Regions from separate parts of the Homo sapiens genome. Here region 1 is linked to region 2. Evidence: chromatin contacts called from ENCODE Hi-C or POLR2A ChIA-PET data. All regions are on one chromosome and are shown on one strand. Each heading gives the region's core, a stretch centred on a gene start or an enhancer-like site at or near the end of the contact. The rest is flanking DNA. Distances are from core to core; before and after follow the strand shown. Region 1 has its middle 3.7 kb from the start of TLR8-AS1. Region 2 overlaps LOC124905248 (a long non-coding RNA gene).

Region 1 (3,046 bases), core at 243-2,742, 450 kb before region 2:
CTGTTTGGTGGTCTCTTCACACGGATGTGCATGAAACCAATGAAAAAAAGACCAAAACAACAACCAAAACAGAAACAAAGAACAACAAAAAACAGCTAAGCAAAGCAAACAATGCCACAATTTATAGGTTGGTGCAAAAGTAATTGTGCTTTTTGCCATTAAAAAGAATGCAAAACCGCAATTACTTTTGCACCAACCTAATATATGATTACCAAGCGCTCTAATGGTAAGGATAAATTAAAACCAGCTGATTGTTAATTTTAACTTTAGCCAAGACAAAAGCCCAATTCAGCTACTTACCTAGGAATGGGGCTCAGGCTGAACACTGCTCTCTACCATCTTTGAAGCAGGAAAAAACTCAAACTCGCCTTCCCTGTTGGAAGTGAGCTGAAATTCCAGAAAGGAGTTACCTGCACTCTTCATCATGGAAGCAGGAAAACTTGCCTTCCTTTTTGGGAGCAAGTGAAACTCCAGAAAAGGAGTTATACAGCAAAATAAACTTTAGATCTCAACCAAATTTGGAGAGATCAGGGATTCTCTTGGTCGGGGGTGGGGGTGTCTCCCAGGCCTCAGCCAATTGTCCTACTGGCTTGAGCCATAAAGATAGCTCAAGCTGGTACCAAGCACCAACAGTAGATTTGTCAAAGGTCAGGGGTACCTCCACTCAGAATCCCTTCATGGTTACCAATTTGTGAATCCAAAATATCTGAGACAGGCCTCAGTCAATTTAGAAAGTTTATTTTGCCAAGGTTAAGGATGCACCCATGACACAGCCTCAAGAGGTCCTGGCTACATGGGCCCAAGGTGGTCGGAGCACAGCTTGGTTCTACACATTTTAGGGAGACGTGAGACATCAATCAACATGTGTAAGATGTACATTGGTTCCGTCCAGACAGGCAGGACAACTCGAATCAGGGGAGGGGGCTTCCAGATCACAGGTAGATAAGAGACATTTGTTGCATTCTATTGGGTCTCTGATTAGCCTTTCACTGAATATACAATTCACATGGGAGAGGAGGGTGGAGGAATAGTCACTTATGCCTGGTCTGCCTTGGTGAAACGACAGGGCAGAGGAAGCAATCAGATATGCATTTGTCTCACATGAGCCTCAGAGGGATGACTTTGAGCTCTGTCTGTCCTTTGTCCACGAGGAATTTCCTTGTGGGCAAATTGTGAGGGAGGTATGTCTTTTTTTTTTTTTTATCTTTGTAGCTGTCTTATTTAGGAATAAAATGGGAGGCAGGTTTGCTTGACGCAGTTCCCAGCTTGACTTCCCTTTAGCTTAGTGATTTTGGGGTCCCAAGATTTATTTTCCTTTCACAACTCCCATCTGATATATTTAAGGGGGAATTCTTTTGTGCCTACAGCATTGTTAGTGGAATGTGGAGCGACAGCAAGGGATGGGCCTAGCTGGAATTTACCACCAGGGGGCTTGGACTCTTTCTCATGCGTCAACACCAATCACTGCCAATAGGGGGCAGCAACAATTTGCCTACAGCCTTTAGGCTTTGGTTTTAGACTCAAGGAGCTCAGGGTGTGGAATCTCCATTGTTTTTCCTCTGAAACTTGGCTTCTTATCTGCCTGCGGACTCAAATCCTCCTCCTGCCAATACTACAACAGCCACAGAACAAATGCATTGAAACTGAGAGAACTGGTAAGAGGCTAGATCTAGTGTAAATCAGAGAATGGGCCTCATAAAAGGAGCAGTTTGGAGGAACCTAATCCTTCACAGTTTGTCTAGCAATTTCTAGGTTCAATCAATTGAGGGCTTAACTGGTAAACTCAAGTGGAAATTTTTTATTGGCTCCTGGTGATGTCACTCCTGGTGAGTGTGGGAGAACTGGTTTTCTAGGTGTGGGGATTCTTTATTCTCTGAAACACCCACTAGGAAACGCCCTGAGGCCTTTTCACCTTCTGTGGTGTCAGGACCTCTCATGTAACTGGATACAGTGCTTTTCCCAAACAGACTATACACAACAGAAACTCAAAAAATAGAAACGCTAAGTGGGAATAAGGGAAATAAACTACAAGAGTAGTGGTTCTCGACCTTGGCTGCACATGGGAATCACCTGGGAGCTTCAATCCGCAAGGACCAATGCCAGGGACCCCCCTACCCCCTGCCCCCGAGATTTGGATTAACTGGTCTGCATGCAACCAGGGCAGCTGGCGTTTTGAAAGGTCCCCAGGTGGTTCCCATGTACAGCCAAACTGAGAACCATTGTCAGATGTGCAGTCTTTGCTCCTGGGTCAATTAATTCCTCACGCCCACTAACTACTTTAGATGTCTTATGCTTTGAGCACATTTAAAATAAAACCCAAAACTTAATAAAACAAAGTTAGTACACAGAGAAATAGGAACCTGATTAAAATAGAACATGAAGTCAAGTCAGTTTGGTTTTGTTTTAAATCTCCAATTGCCACCATTAATTCTGCTCCCAAAGGTCAATAATGCTAGCCTGCTATTTGCTTTGTTCACTTCTGAATGAAGCACTTGTGTTTGCTGACCTTCAAACACTTCCAGGTTGTCTAAGAGGAAGCCATGTGGCACTTTGACTTTTGTGTGACCTGGCAATTTGTTTACATCAAATCCCTTTTAACCCTCTGCAGTTGACAGTGGAGAATTCAGTATTTTCATATGCTGCCTAACCTCTAGGGTGGAAGGCTTTAAACTTGATTTAGGTCAAGTTGGCAGTGACCCAGGTGAGCCCCCAGGAAACTGCACTTCCACAGCCAAAACGTGGCCATCCACCAACTTAGGCATGACAGTTACAGTTTTGAACCTGCTATTAAGTCCCACAATTCTCTTGGTTAGTTAGAGTAATCAAACCTGTCAAGGGTAGGCAGAACTGGAGGAGTGAAGAATGGTTTTGAGGGTACAGTGGAAAAATCAACTTTGGAGTATGACAAGCCAGCCTCAACACTCAGTCACTCTTACCAGCTGTGAGATCTTAGGTGGGTTTATCACTGGCTGTGAGCTTGACTTGCCTATCTATACTATAAAGGAATAAAAGCCCCTTCAGGTGGTTTTTCTTAAATAAATGGAAT
Region 2 (2,913 bases), core at 295-2,794:
GGCAATGTAAAACTGATCTATGAAAGGATTTGGAGTTGTTCCACAGAGCATTCAGAAGCTTTTTATTAATCATTTATTCCCCATCTCTGCCCTTCCTTCCTATGACCTCATGCTTTGTCTATTCTCCCAATAAGCATGTTTCTGAAATATATGTTTTCCATTCCAGGCTGACATTCATAATTCTAGTGCCTTCTAGTGCACAATTTGTTTCCCATTTCAGTCCACTTCTTTCAGCAAATAGATTTGCTTTCAGAAGAGCAGCCTTAAGGAACAGCTAGCATAATATATGGTCCATCAACTAGAGAGTGTATTTCTCAACAGCCCACTCATATTTCATAAATCACAGAGCAATTATTACAACTGATTTACTCAGAAAATTTCATTTTATTTTCAATTTAATTATTTTGATTGATAAAAGTAAGATGGTTAATGGCTCCTTTTCTTGGAACTCTTAAAACACAAGTATATAATATCTAGCTTTCTAAACTAGTGAAATTCATGGTACATTGCATTTGTGTTGTGAAAATCATCATTTTTGAAGCTAAATTAGCCTCTCTACCCACTGAGAGAAGGTGCTCAACTTGAAGAGCCTGTGGCAGAAATCTCAGCTAAAATAAATTTAGCCCCTCACTCTCTTTCCCAGTGAATCTGATATCTCTATCCAATACAACGTCTGCAATTTAAAACATGTACACAAAGATAATTGGAATTTTCAAAGAAGCAAGTAACTTATCAATGACTGGAGATGCCTGTTTAAATGTTCTCTCACCTTTATATCTTGCAGGAAGCTCTTGTTTGACCTTCTGAAAAAAATCTTGAAGTATCTATGAGAACAGCTATTATATGAAGCAGAGATTATAATAGATATGGAGTTTAAGTTGCAGAAAAAGAAGACTGAATTATTAAATGGGACATCAGAAAATAAAAGTCTTTCCTTTTATCTAGTTTGGAGGACCTAAAAAAATCAATAGGCAGAAATTTACATAATCCTTATTAGATTCCACGAGCTACAAATGTACTATTAGTACAGATTGATATGAAAGAAAGATTAGTTATGCTTATGGATAGGTAAGAAGAGACACTCTTGCAAAATGGTAGATTGAAACACCCACTGAATCTTCCTGGAAGTGTGTTGAAATCAGTTAAAGGGTTAATGACACAAATATGAGGATGATTTTGTAAGGGTATGATGAAGGGGGCAAACAGCCTAATCAAAAGAAAAAAGAAATAGCACATCATGCAAGGTTATCGACACTGTTCTCAGTAACCTCTTGCATCCCTGCTGGAAAGAAACTAGTAGGGTTAAGTCAAGAATTTCCTATTGTGAAAGGAAGAAGTGACCATTGATTTGTGCCTTGTCACTCAGGTTAACTGCCAAAGAACTTTGCTCATCCAGGGGTGCATAAATGAATGCCATGTGCTACCAAAAAAAAAAGTAATAAAGGATTAAATAAGGCCATGGAAAAATGAAGCAAACTGTCACCTGGCAGTGTCTCAAGCCTGCAAACTTGATATCCCCAACTGCATTCCAAAAGTAGGGTTCAGAGACCACAAGTGCTACAGGCATGGATGAGTTAATATTTATATCTAGGAAGAAAGGATTAGCATATGCCTTCCAAAGAATGTTTCAGCAAATGCATGCAGCTGCCTGGGCATTCGCAGTTGATTGAAATGACTCAGGGGTCAGGTTTTGGTGGCCAGGCCTGCTCCACCTTTACTGGAATGCATGAGTCATGTGTTAGTCGGCTGGGTGAGAAGACTACACTGGCTTTGCGCATTCTTATATTTCTCACAATCCAGACAAAGCAACCACATGACCAGATTCCAACAAGACTAACAGTCAGATAAGGAGGGAAAGTCATTGAAATAAACGAGAGAAGAGAAAACCTAAATGTGTTTTAAACTTCTAAAGCGAGAACTGAACAATAAACAGTTTTCTACAACAGGGCTTCTATAAGACCAGTAACTTCTATGCTCCCCAAAAAGTATTTATGAAACTATTTGAGTGGTTTTACATCTTGATTATTCTTCCACTTAAATATTGTCTTTAAATGACCTGCCTGGGTGCATGTCCAGAATGGAAATAGCAAAAGTTAGATGTCTTACAGTCCAAGCTCTACAAGTCCTAGCTATGTGACCATGTTGGTTATGATTAGACCAACTGCATTTGGTCTAATCCTAACCTCTGGGTGTTTTAATAAACTCTGATAGCCTCCAGGGATTATTAAAAAGTCCAGAGGTGAGGCCAGGCATGGTGGCTCACACCTGTAATCCCAGGACTTTGGAAGGCTGAGGCAGGCGGATCACTTGAGGTCAAGAGTTCGAGACCAGCCTGGCCAACATGGTGAAACCCCGCCTCTACTAAAAATACAAAAAAAAATTATCCTGGCATGGTGGCACACACCTGTAATCCCAGCTACTCGGGAGGCTGAGGCAGGAGAATTGCTTGAACCTTGGAGGCAGAGGTTGCAGTGAGCCAAGATCATGCCACTGCACTGTAGCCTCCTGGGTGACAGAGTGAGACTCAGTCTCCAAAAAAAAAAAAAAAAAGGGCCAGAGGTGGTCAGTCCAGGCCGATGTAGTACCTTAACAAAGTCACTGGGCAGTCAGAGTCCTTCTATCTGCTTCACCATTCTCATACATACATGGTTTGCATCCTCAGTGTCACAATATGGCTACTCTGGCTGCAGCCATCACATCTACATTCCAGGGAACAGGAAGGTAAAAGGGGTAAGGCAAGAAGAGGCACGTCCTATTCCTTTCTAAGGAGTCTTTCCGGAAGTGACACCCAATAGCTTTCATATTGGACAGAATTCAGTTATAATGCCATGCTTAGCTGGGAAATATACTCTTTTAGTTAGGCTGCCACCCTGAAAAATATCAGGACTCATTGACTAAAGATGTAAGGAAAAG

The links. A loop is a pair of places that touch in the nucleus more often than their neighbours do. ChIA-PET counts read pairs that join two places held with the same protein, here RNA polymerase II (POLR2A). Pooled maps may share reads with other maps.
Region 1: a map of PC-9 shows a loop between it and region 2 (16-fold over the local background). The contact joins two enhancer-like sites. A Hi-C loop is called at or near these places in 5 of 168 maps with a recorded cell type or tissue (Caco-2, IMR-90, MCF 10A and 2 more) and 6 of 50 pooled maps. POLR2A ChIA-PET finds 5 or more read pairs at or near these places in 2 of 52 experiments (HEK293 and PC-9).

The regions. Positions count from the first base shown.
Region 1 is chrX:12,945,504-12,948,549 of GRCh38, forward strand. No RefSeq gene overlaps it. Among named protein-coding and RNA genes, the nearest start is that of TLR8-AS1, 3.7 kb to the left of the region's middle. RefSeq lists a cis regulatory region at 1,262-1,705 and an enhancer at 1,580-1,709. Within about 2 kb of position 1,493, at least 21 of the 41 ENCODE cell types and tissues checked have a DNase peak (open chromatin) inside an H3K27ac peak, as active enhancers do; they include PC-9, where a contact is called at or near this core.
Region 2 is chrX:13,396,952-13,399,864 of GRCh38, forward strand. All of the region lies in intron 1 of LOC124905248 (a long non-coding RNA gene), which reads right to left. Among named protein-coding and RNA genes, the nearest start is that of LINC01203, 63 kb to the left of the region's middle. Within about 2 kb of position 1,545, at least 7 of the 41 ENCODE cell types and tissues checked have a DNase peak (open chromatin) inside an H3K27ac peak, as active enhancers do; they include PC-9, where a contact is called at or near this core.